2 separate regions of the Homo sapiens genome follow, and region 1 is linked to region 2. A link is a loop called in an ENCODE intact Hi-C map of the cell type or tissue named here. Cell type or tissue: left ventricle myocardium inferior. All regions are shown on one strand. Links, peaks and the distances in the headings refer to the core of each region. The heading gives the core; the rest is flanking DNA.

Region 1 (9,896 bases), core at 2,344-7,343, 180 kb before region 2:
TAGTTATAAACACATATACTTTAAATAATAGAATTCTATTGAACATACCATTTTGCAATCTTTTTATTTTCCCTCGATGCACGCCAATAATAATAGAACAATAGTAGTGATGACAATAACAATAGCTAGTCTTTTTTAGCCTCTTACTATGTGTTAAACACCCCTCTAACACACTCTTAACTCATGAATTTTCACAACCCTTTGACATAGACGCTTATCATCTGCATTTTATAAATGAGGAAACTGAGGCACAAAAAGTGTAATATACCCAAGGTCTCACAACTAGTAAATGGGGAATTCAGGGTGGAAACCAGGCAGCCCACAGCACAGCCCCTGCCTAAAAAACCCATGTTCTGTGTTCTTCATGGTTCATCCTGACGTGCTGTTTCACTGCCTGATTATTTTCCATTTACCACATCATGAATATCTGTCCTCGCCATTCCATAGTTTTGCACAACATCACTTTTGGTGGCTGCATAGTATTTGTTGTCTATTATTATCTCCATTTTACAGATGAGAAAATCGAGGCTTGGGTGCTCAGTAGGCTGGCGGAGGGTAGTTGGAATGACCACAACCTGCCTTCAAGCCCTAGGCGCTGTCCGCCCCACAGTGCTCTCAGAAGTACACACACTGAGCACCTACTGCAATCAGGGTATTTGCTGGTCTCAGTGAAGAATGGCAGACCCATACGATTCTCACTGCTGTGCAACTTACAGTCCAGTGGGTTGAGACTCGCAATGAAATAAGTAAGCAAATACATGACCAAGATGATTTGAGATATTGGCAAGTGCTAGAAAAACAATTCCACTCTGTGGTGTGATGAGTGTGAGTGGCAGTGATTATTCTGGAAAACTGTTTGAGGAGGTAAGATTTGAAGTGATACCCAGATGACAAGAGGAAGTCATCACACAGTAATCTAGAGTCAGATTTATCTAAAGCTCTTAACATCAAACAAAAGCTTAGTGCTAACCTGAGGGAATGGTGAGCAGAAGCATTTTTTATTTTTAGAAGTCTCATAAAGAGCATGAGACAGTGCAGGCAGAGTGGAAACAGCAAGGCTTGTGAGCCAGGGCTGGCGGGGGTGAGCCTGGCTCTGTCCCGCGTGTGGCCTTTGACAGAGTCCCAGTCACCTCATCTGTAAAATGGGCTTGCAATTGCTTAGAGCAGGGCTGCTGTCAACATGAAATGGAATAACTATGGAAAGCACCTGGAGGATACTGTAATCTCTACTGTTGACATCAGCTCTCAGGGTTTGATTGGCCTGCCCTTTGAAGCATCCAGTCTGGAATATTAAGACATCAGTGTCCGGGTGTGGTGGCTTATGCCTGTAATCCCAGTATTTTGGGAGGCTAAGGCAGGCAGATCACTTAAGGTCAGGAGTTCAAGGTTAGTTCAAGCCTAGCCAACATGGCAAAACGCTGCCTCTACTAAAAATACAAAAATCAGCCAGGCATGGAGGCACGCCCCTGTAATCCCAGCTACTCAGGAGGCTGAGGCAGGAGAAACACTTGAACCTGGGAGGCGGAGGCTGCAGTGAGCCGAGATTGCGCCATTGCTCTCCAGCCTGGGCGACGGAGCAAGACTCCGTCCCACAAAAAAAAAAAAAAAAAAAGACATCAGCATTAATCAACAGGAGAATAAGGAGATTCCTGAGATTTCACAAACGACACATATTTGTGAGCCTGTTGGGTATTGTCACCATATTATGATTAAGATCTAGATAATACTTGGCACATCATTTACTAAGTCTCTCCACAAGAGCAACTTGGAAAATTCAGAGGAATGACCTTTGGCTTCTCAGTTGGTCTGTTTACTCTGATAGACTGAGGGAGAAGGCTAACTGGGTCACCCATGACCATCTTTGACCTTTCTCAACTCTCAGTTGATGTCACTGTTGTGGTAGAGGCCCTTGGGGAAAAATTCTTTCTCTCTCAACTTTCTTTGTCCATGGAAGTAAATTGTGTTAACAATGGCTCTGACTACATTTATATCCATTGCCTACCTTCATCTTCCTACCTCCTGTTCTCCCCATTTTACAGACGAGGGGACCGAGGTTCCGAGAGGTCACACAGCCAGGTAGGCAGCTCGCTCTGGGCTGGGTCCTTTTCTCGTTCATGTACTCAGTCCCCACAACAGTCTTCAAGCCTTTTTGCCTCAGGAACCACTCTTTCTTCCATTTTCCCCTGGTCAGCTCTGACCTCGTCCTCAGATCTCAGCTTGTGTCACTTCCTCAGTGAAAAGCCCATATTATGGGCTCACCAAGCTCTGTATCTTCCTCCTGCGTCCTGCCTATCAAAGCTACAATTGCACAATTGTCCATGTGACTGTTGGATCCATGTATAAAGTAGGAGTAAAGAGCCCAAGCTCAGACATCAGGGACGTGGGTTTAGAAATGAGTGCCACCTCTTTCCAGCTGAGTGTCTTTGGGCTAGTTATTTAGCCCCTGCCCATCTCAGTTTCCTGGGGTGTAAAATGAGAATCATAATAATAACTACCTCATAGAATGGCAATGATGTGAAATCAACTCATGTTGCTAAAGTTCTTGGGGAAAATGCCCAACAGACAGCCTGCGATACACGTAGAGAGGGGCCAGAAGGCCATCTCCTAGGCCACACCGAGCCACACTGCAACCTCCATACAGGCAGGATGGTGTTGCGCTTGGCAAAGCAGGTATTCCACAAATATCTGTAGAATTCAATGAAGTACTATCATCATCATCCTCATTATCATTCTCATTTTACAAGAGAGCGTTCAAGTCGCTTGCCCAAGGTCACATGACTAGTTAAGACACTGAGCTGAGACTCACCTTAAATCCTATTGCTCATCCCACCTGGCTATTCTGCTGGCCATAGGGTCTTCTGGTCTACTGTGGATAAAACCCAGAGTCCAGGCAGGACAGGGAACAGGGGGTTGCAGAAGCTTAGGGAGGAAGCACGCCAAAGTAGGCGCACCTTCATACAGTCTCCCAAGCCCGACTGCCTGCAGATTTTCTGTCTGAGCCGCCAGAAACAAAGATGACAGCCGAAGGGCTGAAGGTCACTCCAGAGTAGGGAGAGAGGGGTCTTGGTGGGCCCAGATCTCCCAGCACCAGGCAGTGGGTTCTCACACCAGCCTTGGTCTCCTGGGCACAGAACGAGGACAGGGATAGGAGACCTCCCATCTCTCAAATGCCCTGGTGTGTTTAACTTGTTCCTGCATTTTCCTGGGGGACTTGTGTGTGCTCTGGGCCTAATGATTTCCTGTGAACATTCTACCCGGGGTGTATTCCTGTGTCTTCAGAGGAAGGACTAATCCAGCCAGACCGTCTCCATTCCCCTCCCTTTACCCTCTCGGACCAGACCAGCCTGGCATTTTTTTCTCTTGAATTTAAGAGCCTTGCAGACACGAAGATCCTTTTAGCTTTTAACATATTTAATAATTTATTATTTATCTAGTGTTTTTGTAAATGTATTCCTCAGATCTTGCCTTTGCATCTCTAGTTTCCAATTTGCACCTACCTGACATAGTTTATATTACAATCCCTTGATTCTCCAAAGGCAGGGTTTCCTCTTTTAACACTTTTTTATAGTCCTAATGAACTTCTATGCTTCATTTACTCAAGAAGACATCTCTCTCTCCCTCTTTCACATTTTCCTGCTCACAGGCATACAAATCATATGTGTCACTAATACAGTGTTGATTTTTCCTGGGTTGGTTCTTTTTTTAAACATGTTTGCCCTTCAGCCTGCTATTAACCAGTTTCTTCCTACTTTGAAAAACTCACTCTTTTAAATTTCATCATTCAGTATTTCCTCAGGGATTTTACCCTTTATTAAGAAGTCAGAACCAATTTTGGAGCAATCCTGGATACCAAACAGTCTCCTGAATCCTTTGTCTCCTCCCCAGCTCTGGCACAGGAGTGGGCACACAGCAGTGACCCAATAAATACTTGTTGGTTGACCAGGTGGCCAACAAGTGATTTTCAGAGAGGCAGATTGGAGTCCTGCTTAAGTACATGGGTGTGAAATCGGGACATGTGGGTTTCAGTGCTGGTTTTATTCCACATGTGGCTCTGTGACCTTAAGCAAGCCACTCAAATGCTCTAGGCTTCCATTTCCTCAGCTGTAAAATGGGAATGAGAGTCTTTTCTACCATCTTCCAAGGCTTACTGCAAGGATTAAATACATAAAACACTAAGGAAGATACCTGACAGAGCAAGCTGTCGATAAACAATAACTTTGGTTTCTTGCCTACTGCCTCCTCTTTGCAAGACACTTACATGATAGAGATTACCTTGAATCACAGACAGAACAAGGCAATTCACACCTCTCCCCGCACTTCCAAATTAAGAACCACGTGTGATAAAGGCACTAGGAAGATCTCGCTCTCGGTTGTCCACACAAGCATTTAGATGTGTGCAAACGGCCCATCCATGAGTCCCAGTCTCCTGCTGTCCCTTCTGAGACCTCAAGGCCAGCATCTGTAAAAAGGGGATGGTACTTTGCCCCTTACTGGAGAAAGAATTCACCATCCCTATTCTCAAACCTGTCGCCTTCATTTAAATGATCTATTGCCTTGTTACCCTAACATGAATTGCCCTCACACCAGTTCAAAACAGCTGGTAAATAAACCAACTAGGACGATAGAGGCCATCCAGTCCTCTTTAAGGATGGGTTGGCTCAGGAGGTCAAGGCAGAAATGCCCACTAGGGGGCGAGCGTGCTCACTCATCGATCCCCGTGGTGGTTCAGTCCTGGAACTACTAGGAAGGGAAGAGGGGGCTAACACGTTCCAGGCACTCTCCCAGGCCCATCTCTGGATGCACTACCACATGTAATCTAACATTGCCCCGGCTGAGGAGGTTGTATTTCTCCATATTAAACCTAGGTATTCTGAGGCTTAGGGGGGTTAGTTAATCGGCCCAGGATCCCAGAGCTGAAAGTGGAAATTGTGATGGAAACGAGGCTTCTCCTACTCTAGCAGGCCACCTAAAGGGTCCCTGTAAAGGGCAATACTCAGCTTTGACTGTTGGAAAGGAAGGTGTGCAGACACCAGACATGTGGACACTGACAAAATGGTGGGTCACATACACCTTCCCCCAAAAAGGGGCGTAAGTTTAAGCCTGTGTTTCCCAAAGTGTGTCCCACAGAACATAAATCCTGAAAGGTCCTCTGTAAAAAAGGTCTCTGAGGTCATAGAAGTATTTGAAATGTGGCATTTACTGTTCTTTCTGAAATACAAAATACTGGTGAATATGTTAAAGGTCGTGGGAAGTCCTGCAGTAAAGAAACCTGTTTGCTTGACTTTGTTTAATCTAGTTGAGCACTTGGCCAGCCTATTGGACATCAGGGTTGTTACATACATATGACATCTATTCATTTTTTAAAAATAAGCTTGCTTCAGAACATTAGGAACATACTGAAAGTGAAGGAATGGGAATTCACACATTCAAATAAGGGATTGACATAGATGTCTCAAAGACAGAGGAAAGTGCGTCCAAGTAGGGTATTTATGGAAAGTCTGAGTTATGAAACAAAAACAGACCCAGAACCATACAGAAACCTAAAGTCTTTAGGATATGAAGAACCATTTCAGCATTCAGGATGACTCCAAAATGTAATCCAGAAGACAAACTATCATGGTAACCAAGATGTTTCACACCATGGGGTAAAAATTTTACATTTTGAGTCCTTAATCTCCAAAGCATGCTCAGAGCTGGATCTTAGCATGGAATGTGAGTTTAATCATGAACTTGCTGTATTCATCAACACACACACACACACAATGGAAAAAAGTTTTGCTACGATTGTACTGAATGGCTTAGAGAGTACAGTCCACAGAGACAGATGGTTAGACCCATGGCTGGCTCCCAAAGCTGCATTCTCCAGTTCAGTGAGAGGCCAGCAGAGACAAGTGAGGAACCAGCTGCTTTCCACAGCTGGAACAGCTGCAGGGATTGACCTTGAGAGACCCTGCAGTCAGCACACGAACCTGGTGGCTCATGCTGACTTCATGCCTCAGAATGGAGTACAATGAAAAAGAACATCTACTGTTCCTGATGGGTTAAAGATGGCCACAAATCCTTTGATACTTCCCCTTTCAATAGGTGGGGTCTAATTTCCCTCCCCTTGAATCTGAGCTGGTCATAATGGCTCACTTGACCAAGAAAATGCGGCAACCGTACTCTTCTGGGACTTTTGAGGCTAAATCTTAAGAAGCTTGCAGCTTCTGTCAGTCTCCTAGAACACTCAGTCCTGGGACCCAGCTACCTTTCTGTGAGGAAGACCAAGCAGCCCCATGGAGAGGCCACATGGAGCCCTGGTTGAGCTCCAGCCAACAGCCAGCACCATCTTGCCAGCCATGTAAATAAGCCATCTTAGAAGTAGTTGGAAAACCAACAAGTCATCCAGCCACGCCCTACGCTTCTCACCCCTAAATGATCTGATCCTACATTCATGAAATACAGTAAAATGGTTGCTTTAAGCCACTAAATGTGAGATTATTTGTTAAACAGCAATAGATAACTGGAACACAATTTTATTGAGCCACTATAAGTGATGGCACCAAAGTAGGTACTTTGAATATGTTATCTCCTATAATCGTCACAATTTTCTTTAATTGTACAAATGTGAGAATTAAGACTTTGACCTTGGACACATTAAGAAACTCATCCCAAGTCACACAGCAACCCTGTTTTCCTGTCTCCAGTATCTTTAATTATTAGAAAATGTATTAGGGAAAAAAATCCACAAAATATGCTATAGAGAAAATAGGTAGTAGAAAAGTAGAATGAATGGTGAGTTTGCATGGGTGCAAAAGAAAGCACCTCTGATTCTAGCCTAAAATAAAACAAAAGTTGTAGACAATGGAGAATTCTCATGAAAATATGTCCTCCCTCTGGCTTCAGTTATATCACTGCTATGAGACTGAATAGGAAAGAGGGAATGTTTTCATAATGTTAAAGATTTTTTCCTTTAAATTAGCAAGGCCAGCGCACCAGCTGGGTCCTTGACAGTTGTCTTTACTAAAAGCACTTATGGACTTAGCACCTACTATGTGTTAGGCATTGCCTCAGGTGTTTCACCTGTCAGATAACCACAGGCACATTTCCTTACATTTGTAAGAGCTTTAGAGTTGACATAATATATTTACCCACATGGTCTCATTTCATCATGGGAGCAGATGCTTTTCCTGGGGAGCAAAAGGAGCCAAATTAATCAACAAATGATCAACATTTAGCAGGCACCACCTATATGCCTGACACATAAGATCATTCCCTGCCTCCCTCTCCCCACTGGCTGGTTTATTCCCCTTTGCTTTCTTACTTAACGGTTTGTATTGTATGGTTTATACCTGTTTCCCTCATGACTCTATAAGATTCTCTTGCATAGCAAAAACCTATGTACAGTGCCTGGGGCAAAATAGGGAAGGTCTGCTAGTGAAATGGAGGGAGGGAGGGAGGGAGGGAGGGAGGGAGGGAGGGAGGGAGGGAGGGAGGGAGGGATGGATGGGTAGGTGACTGGATGGGTGCATAGGTGGGTGGGTGACTGGATGGATGGGTGAATAGATGGATGGGTAGATGGGTGGGTGGGTAACTGGATGAATAGATGAAAGGGTGGATGGGTGGGTGACTAGATTAATGGGTGGATGGATGAATGGGTGGGTGACTAAATGGACAAATGAATGGATAGGTAGATTGGTGACCGGATGCATGCATGGATGGATGACAGGATGGATGGGTGGATGTTAGTGGGTGGGTGACTTGGATGGATGGATGGATGGATGGATGGATGGATGGATGGATGGACAAACGGATGGATGGATGGATGAGTGGGGACTGGATGGATGGATGGGTGTGTGAGTGGGTAGGTGAATGGTTGGATGGATGGATGGATGGATGGATGGATGGGTAGGTGACTGGATGGATGCATAGGTGGGTGGGTGTGTGAGTGACTGGATGGATGGGTAGATGGGTGGGTGGGTGACTGAATGAATAGATGGGTGGATGAATGGATGGGTGGGTGACTGGATGAATGGGTAGATGGGTTAATGAGTAGGTGACTAAATGGACAAATGGATGGATAGCTGAGTTGGTGACTGGATGGATGCATGGGTGGATGGAATGATGGATGGATGAATGGATAGATAGATATAGGTGTGTGGGTAACTGGTTGGATGGATGGATGGATGACTGGATGGACAGATGGATGGACAGATGGATGAATGGATGGATGGATGGATGGATGACTGGATGGACAGATGGATGGATGGATGGATGGGGACTGGTTGGGTGGATGGATGAGTGGGGACTGGATGGATGGATGGATGGGTGTGTGAGTAGGTAGGTAACTCTTTGGATGGATGGATGAATGGGTGGATGGATGGATAGGTGGGGACTGGATTGATGGATGAGTGGATAGGTCGGTGGGTGGGTAGATGGATACCTGGACGGGTGGGTGTGAATGAAAGGACTATATGAATAATTAAGTAGTTAAGAGTGGTTAAGACTTACGGAATCACCCACTCTTTATTGCACTCTTTTTTTTAAGAGGCAGAGTCTTTCTCTGTCACCCAGGTTGGAGTGCTGCAGCCTAATCATGGCCCACTACACCCTCCAACTCCTGGGCTCAAGGGATCCTCCCACCTCAGCCTCCCAAATAGCTGGTAGTACAGGCATGCACCACCATTCCCAGCTAATTTTTAAATTTTTTGTGGAGACGGGGTTTCACTATGTTGTCCAGGCTGACCTCAAAGTCCTGGGCTTGAGTATCCCGCCACCTCAGCCTCCCAAAGCTCTGAAATTATAGGTGTGAGCCACTGCACCTCGCTCTTATTACAAAAGCTACCAGTTTTTCGAAGAGGAGGAAAAGAATAGTGAAGGGAATGAAGAGATGGAAGAAAATGAGGATGAAGAAGACAGTTCAGGGAAAGTCATCAAAACAGGTACTAAGGAAGGGAAAAGATGTATTTAAAGTATTATCCATTCCTCAAGGCGGCCGAAGGGGGTGGATCACTTGAGCCCAGGAGTTCAAGACCACCCTGGGCAACATGGTGAAACTCTGTCTCTACAGAAAAAATAAAAAATAAAAAATAATATATATATATACACACACACACACACACACACACACACACACACACATACACACAAAATTAGTCGAGTGTGGTGGCACATGCCTGTACACACACACACACACACACACACACAAAATTAGTTAAGTGTGGTGGCACATGCCTGTAATCCCAGCTACTGGGGAGGCTGAAGTGGGAGGCTAGCTTGAGCCCAGGATGTCAAGGCTGCAGTGAACCATGATCATGCCACTGCACTCCAGCCTGGGTGACAGAGTGAGACTCTGTCTCAAAAAATAATAATCAAGTGCCAAGTGTTGGCACAGACACTAACAGACAGAGCAGTAAGGGAAGGTTTTAAAATGGAGGGAAGACGGGCAGGATGTGACCTGCTGGGGAGGGTGGAGGCTGGGGGACTGCAGTGGAAAAGGAAGGAGCCCATTATTAGACAACTAGGTGAGGACACTAAGTGAGAGGTTCCTTCAGGGGCAGTGTGTTTGGGGAATCAGGCGTTGTGTCACTGCGGAGTGCACATGGGAGGTTGAAAGAAGAGACAGGCCAGGCCAGTTGTGCAGACCTCATGCAGACTAAGGAAGCAGAAGTTCTCCTGGCAGGCATAGATGTACATTTGAAAAAGAAAACACAGGGGTTGGAGTGGTAGGAGAGCATCACAGCAGTGGTCTCCCAGTTTTTTAATGGCTGTTGTGTGCAGAAGGATTAGGAAGCATCCCATGACAATAGCTACTATTAATGTGCCAAGTGGTCTGCTAAATCATGACATGCATGAGCTCATTCAGTCCTCACCCCAACGTTCTCTGGTGCATACTATTATTATTATTATTTTGAGAC
Region 2 (9,896 bases), core at 3,023-8,022:
TCGGTTCACTGCAATCTCCACCTCCCAGGCTAAAGTGATCCTCCCACCTCAACCTCCCAAGTAGCTGGGACTGCAGGCATGCGCCACTATGTCCAGCTAATTTTTGTATTTTTTGGTAGAGACAGGTTTTCACTGTGTTGGCCAGGCTGGTCTCAAACTCCTGACCTCAATTGATCCACCTGCTTTGGCCTCCCAAAGTGCTGGGATTACAGGTGTGAGCTCCTGCGCCCAGCCATGCTGTGATAGTTTTTCCTTGGTGCTAGTTCCCTTTCTTAAGCTGGAATTCCATCTCCCACTTGGTCCTTTCAGAGTCCCTTCTTTTGATGCAGGCAAGAAATCCTAATTTAGCATCACTTGTGATTATAATTAAGGTGCTGTTTACTCCCTCTTCCAGATCATTAATGAGGATGTTAAATGAGACCAGAATGAAACCGTGTCCCCATGGCATTCCGCTAGACACCTTCCAACAACTTGACACTCTGCCATTTGCTGTTTCATTACCCTTTGTTTACCTTGTGAGCTCAGGCCCTTGCTTTTGAAGGAGGCAGAAAGCTTACTATTTCTACTGCTGCATAGATGCCACTTAAAGGGTGGGGCTGTTAAAACCTGGCAGATTGTAAATGCATCCTTTTGAGTTTGAATTAAATGTGGATTATGAATAGAGCATTGTCAGTAAATACTGTTGCTCTCCCTCCTCTCAGATGCCTTTGTTTGCTCTTGACTTTCTGCAGCTGTTGTCTTTCTGGGAGCAGAGAAGGGTAGCTGTTTGCTGTATGCAAAGATATTGCTTGGATCAGCTTAACTACAAGTGTAAAGTTACACTGTTGCATGTGAAAGATGTGGTAGATGGATTGCATTCATGGCTCTAGTTTTTCTCTCCTCCCCATATCCATGCCCTTTACTGAAGTAACTTTGCAGTACACTCCCAACTCTGACTCTGCCAAGCCATGTGACTTTCTTTGACAAATGGGATTTTAGCAGACATAATGCAAGTGTAAGCTTGGAAAAAAGCACTACGTGTCTGCTTGCACTCCTGAGCCTCCACCATTGCTGTGAAAACATGCCTGGGAGAGCCTGCTGGAAGACAGTACCCAGAGCAGCGCCCCAGTCTCTCCAGTTGACTAGCCAGGACCAGCCTAGATCTTCTGACAACTGGATGACCTTCAGATATGTGAGTGAAACCAGCAGAATTTGCAAGCTGACCACCACCAGATGCATGAGCAATAAGTATACTGCTTATGAGGTCTTGTTTGTTATACAGCCTCAGCTATGGCAATAGATAGCTGATACAATAGCACACATTTGGAGCTTTGTGGACTGGGAACTCATTGATCTTCCAAAGATTTTCCACATGGTGGGTCCCTGACACGATCCTTTACAAGAAATGAGAAGGAAAAGTTTTCTAAATAGAGATTCAGAAGGACAAAACAGGCTCTAGCATCTACAGTAACCTTTAAGAGACAAGGAGCAAGGGAGAAAAGAGCCTCCATGGAGACTTCCAGAATATGCAGGGCACTAAAAAAACTCCTTTTTCCTTTCTCTTTCTCTCTCTCTTTTAAGTAAAACAAGGTCTCACTGTACTGCCCAGGTTGGTTTCAAATTCCTGGGCTCAAGTGATCTTCCGACCTTGGTCTCCCAAAGTGGTAGGATTATAGGCGTGAGCCACTGCACCTGGCCTTCTTTTTCCAATGAAGACAGAAAAGAGAAATGAAGGGTGACCTAATAATTAGAATGCACTGACTCTCCCCTAACCCTAGGCACTGGTTTGCTGTTTCATTTTCAAATATTTGCCTCCGGAAACAGTCAAATCACTCAGGCTACAGCCGAAAAATGCTCCTTTGGTTTATGGCAACGCCATTGTTACAGGAAAGGGGTTCCGATCCAGACCCTAAAAGAGGGTTCTTGGATCTTGTGCAAGAAAGAATTCAGGGTGAGCCATACAAAAAAGTGAAAGCAAGTTTATTAAGAAAATAAAGGAATAAAATAATGGCTGCTTTATAGACAGAACACCCAGAGGGCTGCTGGTTGTCTATTTTTATGGTTATTTTTCCATCATATGCTAAACAATGAGTGGATTATTCATGCCTCCCCTTTCTAGACTATATAGGGTAAGTTCCTGACATTGCCATGGCATCCATAAACTGTCATGGCGCTGGTGGAAGTGTAGTAGTGAGGATGACCAGCGGTCACTCTCATGACCATCTTGGTTTTGATGGGTTTTCAGTGGTTTCTTACTGCAACTTGTTTTATTACCAAGGTCTTTATGACCTGTGTCTTGTATCTCCTGTCTCATCCCGTAACTTAGAATCCCTTAACCATCTGGGAATGCAGCCCAGTAGGCCTTAGCCTCATTTTACCCAGCTCCTATTCAAGATGGAGTTGCTCTGGTTCACACGCCACAGACACTGAGACAGGTGGCCTTACGAAGATGGGTAAAGCCTGGAAAAGGAGTTTGCACTCCTTACTCTGAGTGGAGGCACATGCTTCTTAAGTGCACAAGCTTCTGAAGACACAGCCTCTACTTGCTCCTTGGGGCTTTTTTTTTTCTTTCTTTTTCTGGAGACCGAGTCTGGCTCTGCTGCCCAGGCTGGAGTACAGCAATCTCAGCTCACTGCAGCCTCCGCCTCCCAGGTTCGAGTGGTTGAATCCTGCCTCAGCCTCCTGAGTAGCTGAGATTACAGGCATGCGCCACCATGCCCGGCTAATTTTTGTATTTTTAGTAGAGACAGGGTTCCACCATGTTGGTCAGGCTGGTCTTGAACTCCTGACCTCAAGTGATCTGCCCGCCTTGGCCTTCCAAAGTGCTGGGATTACAGGTGTGAGCCACCATGCCTGGCCCCTGGGGCTTTTCTTACTCAGCAGCCCTCTAGGCTGCCTCTTCACAGCGGACACCCAACCTTAGAATGGGCAAAGTGTGGCCCCTGGCCAGCAGCCTGGGCATCACCCAGGAGCTCATCAGACCTGCAGAATCTCAGAGCCCACCCTCACCTAATGAATCTAAACTGACATTTCACTGGAACCACAGGGAATTTGTGTGCACATTAAAGTTCAAGGAGCACAGGTCTTAGGAGATGTAGAGCTCCTCTGGAAGGGCATATCATTTATTTGGGGTCCATCCCCACCTCTAGGTGGTGAGTTCTTGAGGGGAGGATGATACCTTGTGAGTCTTTGTATCCCCAGCACCAAGCACTGCGCCTAAATGTAATAGGAGCTCAAAACTAATTTGCTAAACTGCAGTGAGCTGATGTAACTGAACAGCCAGACTCGTCAAGCTTACTCCCCTATCTCGTGGACAGGACTTTCCTCTCCAGGATTCCTGAGCTGCCTGGAGCAGTGACCACCTTTAATGCACAAATTTGTCAAAACAAGGCAAACCCCACCTCCCCGCCCCCCCCCCCCCGCCCCCACACACACAGACCCTGGGCAGCTCTGTGCACTCCAGAGATTTAGGTTTGAACATTGTGATGTAAAGCACAACATCCAGTGCATTTGAATAAGTGAGTTTGGGATCGGCATTCTGCATATATTAGAATGTCAATGAGGAACTTAAATTAGGGCCCTACTAAAAAATTTGCTAGGCCTTCAACAGTGGACTCAGAAATAGACCAGCAGGCAGGGAGGGAGGAAGAGAGGAAAGGAAGAAGGTTAAAAAACTGGGAGAGTGACAGTCGGGGAGGGGGAGGAAAGAAAAAATAGGCTAGGGCTTATGGGACCTAAATTTTACCTTGTTATTTTCTAGTGGAACTTGGAATTTTTCACCCCCTCTCACGGTATCATTGACATTAAATATCCAATCTTCTCTGCCCCACATCAACTTGAGTAATAAACCACAGCCAAGGTTGGCTGCATCTGCTCTCTTCCTCCTTACTCAATTCAAGTTAAGAATGCTCACACCATACACTACTATTGGGATTTTTAAAATGATTTATTTTGCTACACAGTTCAGACCTTTGAACCAGGCTGGATGCTGGGTGCTTTGTTGACACAGTAGTTAGGGATAAAAGGGGAGTTTGGGGAATTGCAGAATTCTGACTTTCTATAAATCACTAATTTTATTGTAGTAAATAGAGGTCACCTCCTGGAACTTCAGTCGCCTGCCTTGAAAAATGGCATGAAACTATCAATGTCCATCTAAAGGAAAAAAACAGGACAAAGAGAGTGGAAGGGAAAAGTATTTTCTCAGTTTTAGCCAAGGCTGCATCAAGAATATGGCTAGTATGCTCAAAGCTATCTTTAAGAGGTGGCCCAGAAACTTCCCATTTCTTCTTTGAGCACACTGTCTATTGCCCCTGCCCTAGACGAGAGGCTAAAGGCAAAGAATGTGGCAAAGTAGCTGGGGTGTGGGGGACCTTGGACATTCAGTTCTGTCATGAGCTTAGAAGGGCTAAGCCAGAAGGGAGACTGAAGAGTGCACTCCAAAACTGTGCCCGATTCAGCTGAGAGTAATCAAAACAGATACCACATATGGCAGGAGCTGCAAACACAGGCAAACTCAGGGGCCATGGAGGGAAGGTAAATGGCTTGGGAGAGTTGCTAAACTGAGAGACTCTAGCTTGAGTTACTCAACATCTTTCTAACTCCTTCTTTCTTTTTTGTTCTCCTGTTTTTTCTTTCCTTATTTTATTTTATTTTATTTTGTTTCATTTTATTTTATTTTATTTTATTATTTTATTGCGTTCTGGGGCACATGTGAAGGATGTGCAGGTTTATTGCATAGGTAAACATGTGCCATGGTGGTTTGCTGCAACTATCCACCCATCACCTAAGTACTAAGCCCAGTATGCATTAGCTATTTTTCCTGATGCTCTCCCTCCTCCCTCCCTTATTTCTTTTGTGTGTGTGTGTGTGTGTGTGTGTGTGTGTGTGTGTGTCCAGGTCTCGCTATGTTTCCTAGGCTGGAGTGCAGTGGTGCGACCTCAGCTCACTGCAACCTCTGCCTCCCAAGCTCAAACGATCCTTCCACCTCAGCCTCCTGAGTGAGATTACAGGTGCATGTCACCAGGCCTGGCTAATTTTTTAATTTTTTGTAGAGAAGGGGTTTCACCATGTTGCCCAGGCTGCCTCACTTCTAACCTGTAAGACATAAGTGGAAGTCCCTGGAAAGTCTTCCTTTCTTGTATAAAAAAGCAAAGTCTTGCTAGGAGAGATTTTGTCCTTTGCTCCTTTGCCATTCCCTCCTCCTTTTCCTGCCTGAAACACAGATGCCATAGCTTGCTGTGCAGGAGCCATCTTGAGATCATGAGGACCAAACACTTCATGCTTAAAGACAGCAGAGCAGCAAGGCTGAGGAGCCTAGGTCCCTGCTGGCATTGCTCAGCCTCACTGCCAGCCCTGGACATCTAGCTGCAAGAAGAAAATTAACCCCTTACTTATTTAAGCCCCTGTGGTCAGGTTTTCTACTCTACACACAGTGATATGCTACCCCCGGCTCTATCCATTGTTGCTGTATAGGAATGCTGGCTCGGTGTCACAAGATTTTCTGATTTTTCAAGAGAAGATATAAATCTGGATTTTTTAAAATACAGAATTTCCCAGTTGGCAGTTGGTAATTGATCCCAATAGAGACAATTAATTGAATTTTTTGAAGACACACTTCCAATTTGTGATCTCTGATTTATAGAATCTTTACTCTGGGCCAGAGGCTATGCTAAGCATTTTATATAGATGATCACATTTAATCCTGACAACAGTGCTGAAAGTCATGCTATTATTACTTTTTTATATATAGTTTAAGAAACTGAGGCTCAAAAGTTTAGCTAACTTGCCCAAAGCTGTGTAGCTATAGAGAAAGAGCCATTATTACAGCTCATGCCTGACTTTGGACCAGGCATTGCTAATAATGTGAATAATATGGAGTCAATCCTCTATTGCCACATAATGCTGCTTGACAATCCACGTAGAAACTCAGTGGCTTACAACCAGAATTTACTCTCATGCTTATGGTTCTGTAGGATGACTGTGGTATGGGTGATCCCAGTTGGGCTCAGTTGCATGCCTCTGCTTCAAGCTGTGATTCCCGTGGGATAGGGTCTAGGCTGGGAGTTGGGTTCAAGTCCACTCCATGTGTTTTCACTCTGAAAGGGCAGTAGCTGTGCAGGGTATGCTCTTCCCTTGGGAGAATACCAGAATGTAAGAACCAAGCCCTCATCGGTGAGTGCATTTAAGGTCTCTAGTCATATTGTGTCTGCTAGCATTCCATTGGTCAAAAGAAGCTATGATGCTGAGCCCAACATCTGTGGAGCAGGGAGATATACTTGGCCCACAGAAGGAGGGAGCATGAGCATTGCTCAACAGTGATCCAAACAATCACAACTATTCTACACAGCCTCAGGAAAAGCTGGCTTTCATTCCGATGAAACAAAGACTCCTTTTTTCCCCACTGCCTGTTTGCAAAAATGGCAGATGCTGCAAGGACCTGGTAAGTGGGGCACAAAGCCATGCAAATCCATCTGAAGTCAGTTCATTTCAGAGATACCACCAGCTTCTGATGGTGTTACACCCTGGAAATGGCAGTCCAGCTCTAGCTTCTGGAAGGCAACTGGCAAGAGGTAAGGAAGAGATGGTGGGAAGGTAGCCCCTCTCCTTGTTGGGGAGGAGCTTTCATCTTATTCCAGTTCTCAGCAGTAGAAGCTATGCCTGGAGACTTCCAGGTGTCTCCTGTCCTGGTTCCTGCCTTGTTCTTTCTCTTTTCCCTCATCCTCATTTATGTTTTCACTCCTCCTTCTCCAATATTCCAGAATATTCATTCATCCATTCAATGAATAGGCATTTATTGACCACCTCCTTTGTGCCAATTGCTGTTCTTGATGCTGTGGTAACAGCAAGAACAGGACTGAACCCATCCCAATTTCCATCTGAGCTACTTCTAGTAGAGGCTGGCAAATAACAAACAAGTAAATAAAATGAAAAGCATAATTTGGGAGAGTGAGAAGTGCTCCCAAGGGCAGACAGAATGGAGAGGGGAGCAAAGAAAGGGAAGGAGGGTGGAGGAGAAAGGGCCCAGCCTCTTAGTGCCTGACTAGCCCTTTGCTGTGAAGGCTCACCTTTCACGCTTGGCTTCTCCCTGAAGCTGGGAGCTACTTCAGGCAGGAGCCATATTTGATTCAGCTGTGTCCAAGGTCAGACGCAAAGCTTCCCCAAACGCTGTTGGGCAGCAGATTATACCACAGTGTCTTGAAATACCTGCATGGTGTCTATGTGAGCAAGACCTGCTGCCTCCAAGTGTCCTGTCGGTTGTGTTAATCACGTGCATGGGAGGTGAGGGGTGGTATGTACTTGGAGGGGGAGCCCATAGCGAAGGGCAGGGGAGAGAGCCACCAACAGCTTCTCCACTCCTTTTATGGGATAAACTGGGTGGTCCCTCCATGTACACAGGCTTCATGCAGAGCTCTGGATATGCTGCATTAGACCACCTTGTGCCTCAGTTTACTGGAGGGATATAACTAACCTCATCAGGTTCCCTAGAGCAGAGATTCTCAACAGGGTAAGAAGTGATTTTGCCCTGCCATACCCATATCAGGGGACATTTGGCAATGTCTGGAAACATTTTTGATGATCACAACTCGGGAGGGAGTACACTGGCATTTAGTGGGCAGAGGCCAGGGATGCTGCCAAACATGCCACAATGCACAAGGCAGAATTATCTGGCTCACAATGTCAGTAGTGCCCGGGTGCCCTGGAGCCATGCTTGTTAGCCACCCACCCCTCGTGCATCTGTGCAGGGGCTCAATTTAATTTCTCTATATTATTTTATTTACTTTGAGAATGGGTGATATATGCACATCACAACATTCCAAAAGAACAATAGAGGTCATAGTGAAAATGCCTCTCTTTCAGTCTTATTAATAGCTCTCCTTCCTCTTCCCCACCCCTACTACCTTGTGCATCTCCTTCCAAACATACTCTGCCTGTTAGTGCCCCACCTAATATCTTATCGTCTCTCACCTCAACACACCAAAGGCTGCTTTTTGTGACTATCCAAATTTTTCTGCCTGGGGGCTTTTTGTTCTGGCCCTGGGAGCACCTTTGGCAAACTGGAATTGCCCAAGAGTTAATGCTCCTGGAAGTAGCCCACAACCAAAGACAGGTGGAAAGTTGGTGGATAAATACCTCAGCTTATCTTAGGTGAGATAACTCTGAAGGGAGTTCTACACTGTTGGCTTGTTTCACCCTGCAGGATTGCCGTCCAGTTGCTCTCAGTGGTAACGTTCTTGATATTTTCCCTTAATTGACTACCTTTTCTTCCTTGCCTTACTTCTCCACTCTCCTATCGGAATTTCCTGGGATTGCAAGCGAACATCTCAGAGTGTGATTCTGGAGGAACCCAAACTAAGAGAGGGCTATCTATATCTATCTATATCTAGATCTAGATCTATATCTATCTATATCTAGATCTAGATCTATATCTATCTATCTATATATACATACCTATGTATACATACATAGGTATACATGTATATATACACACACATATATTCATATGTGTATATGTGTATGTGTAGTATATATGTGTATATATAGATACAGTTTTTACACAAGTGATAACGTTCTACATCTTGCTTTTTCACTTAATTATATATCTTGGTGGTGTTCCTTATCAGTATAGTGAGCTACTAATATCTTATTATTTCTTGCAACATTCTATTTCATTATATAGATATCCCATAACTTATGGGCATCTAGATAGATTTTCATCTGTGTTTATCAGTGCCCTTGAAACAGTGCCCTTGAAACAGTTTATCAGTGCTCTTATACATTTGATATAATTTCTTCCAGAGTCATGAGATATGCATGTTTAAAATTTTGATAGACATTGCCAATTCTTTATAAAGCCTACACCAATTTATAGCTTCTCACCAGCAACATATGAGTTGAAACTTGGTGCTGAAAAGATGAAGCCAAATGTTTAGGTTGCCTTTTGTCCCTGCTTTGGTCTCTGCTCAAAGCATGTCCTCTCTTCTGTACCTTGGAAGTGGACATGAGCATGGAACTCCCAGGCTGTGGAATACCAGGTGAATGAGTGCAGCCAGGAGGCACCCGGTGGTGTTCCTGAAGGTGTGGACACACATACACACAGCAAACCCACTTGCTCTCCAGATAGTTGGAATCCTTGTTGGTTAAACGTTATGGAGGAACAAAGTGGTGAACACCTCAAAGATGAAGTTTCCAAATCAGATTCAATAGTGAGATATTGAAGGGATATATGCACTTCCCTTGATAGGCCCCTTGCAATTGAGTAGGGGCAAATATTAATACATTCTGAGTGCTCACTGTGTGCCTGGCTGAGAGCCAAATGCATTCCTTGCATCTTCTTATCATCTCATAGCAACCCTATATTGAAGATGATGTTCTTATTCCTGTCTTTTAATGAGGTTACTGGATGATAAATATATTAATTGACCACTTAGCAGATGGAAACTATTGAAAGCCTAACCCAAACTGCCAGGGTTAAAATCCTGGCTGTTTCTCTTATGAGTTGGGTAACCTTAGGCAAGATGCCCTTCTTCTCTTTGGTGCTTCTATTTTCTCCTCTGTAAAATGGAGACATTGCTATGAAGGTGAAATAAGTTAATAGATAGAAAATGCTCAGAAAAAATGGGCTATCTAATCATTGTCTATATGACTCTTGAAACTGGAATTTATTCACTGTATTTTACAGTATCCCAGCAGTCCAGTTCATTTTTTTAATTTATTTTATTATTTATTTATTTATTTATTTTGAGAGTGTCTCGCTCTGTCACCCATGCTGGAGTACAGTGGCCCAATCTCGGCTCACTGTAACCTCTGCCTCCCGGGTTCAAGCGATTCTCGTGCCTCAGCTTCCTGAGTAGCTGGGATTACAGATGTGCACCACCACACCTGGCTAATTTTTGTATTTTTAGTAGACACGGGGTTTC

What was found. A loop is a pair of places that touch in the nucleus more often than their neighbours do. Peaks named below come from ENCODE experiments on the same cell type or tissue, not always from the same donor. Only the 100,000 strongest peaks of a DNase experiment are listed, where the experiment ranks them.
Region 1: a loop joins it to region 2, with 3.0 times the contacts of the local background. A loop is called at or near these places in 2 of 110 quality-filtered maps.

Annotation. Positions count from the first base shown.
Region 1 is chr4:24,484,184-24,494,079 of GRCh38, forward strand. No RefSeq gene overlaps it. Among named protein-coding and RNA genes, the nearest start is that of MIR573, 31 kb to the right of the region's middle. RefSeq lists an enhancer at 4,750-4,799. In left ventricle myocardium inferior, for the core only: CTCF peaks have their summits at 4,682 (motif pointing right) and 4,881; DNase peaks (open chromatin) are centred at 4,708 and 5,878; H3K27ac peaks cover 545 bases.
Region 2 is chr4:24,658,873-24,668,768 of GRCh38, forward strand. LINC02473 (long intergenic non-protein coding RNA 2473) reads left to right here and starts at 1,028. Exons shown (of 2, transcript NR_183976.1): 1 at 1,028-1,171. In left ventricle myocardium inferior, for the core only: no CTCF peak of the experiment used is centred there; no DNase peak of the experiment used is centred there; H3K27ac peaks cover 1,653 bases; H3K27me3 peaks cover 1,148 bases.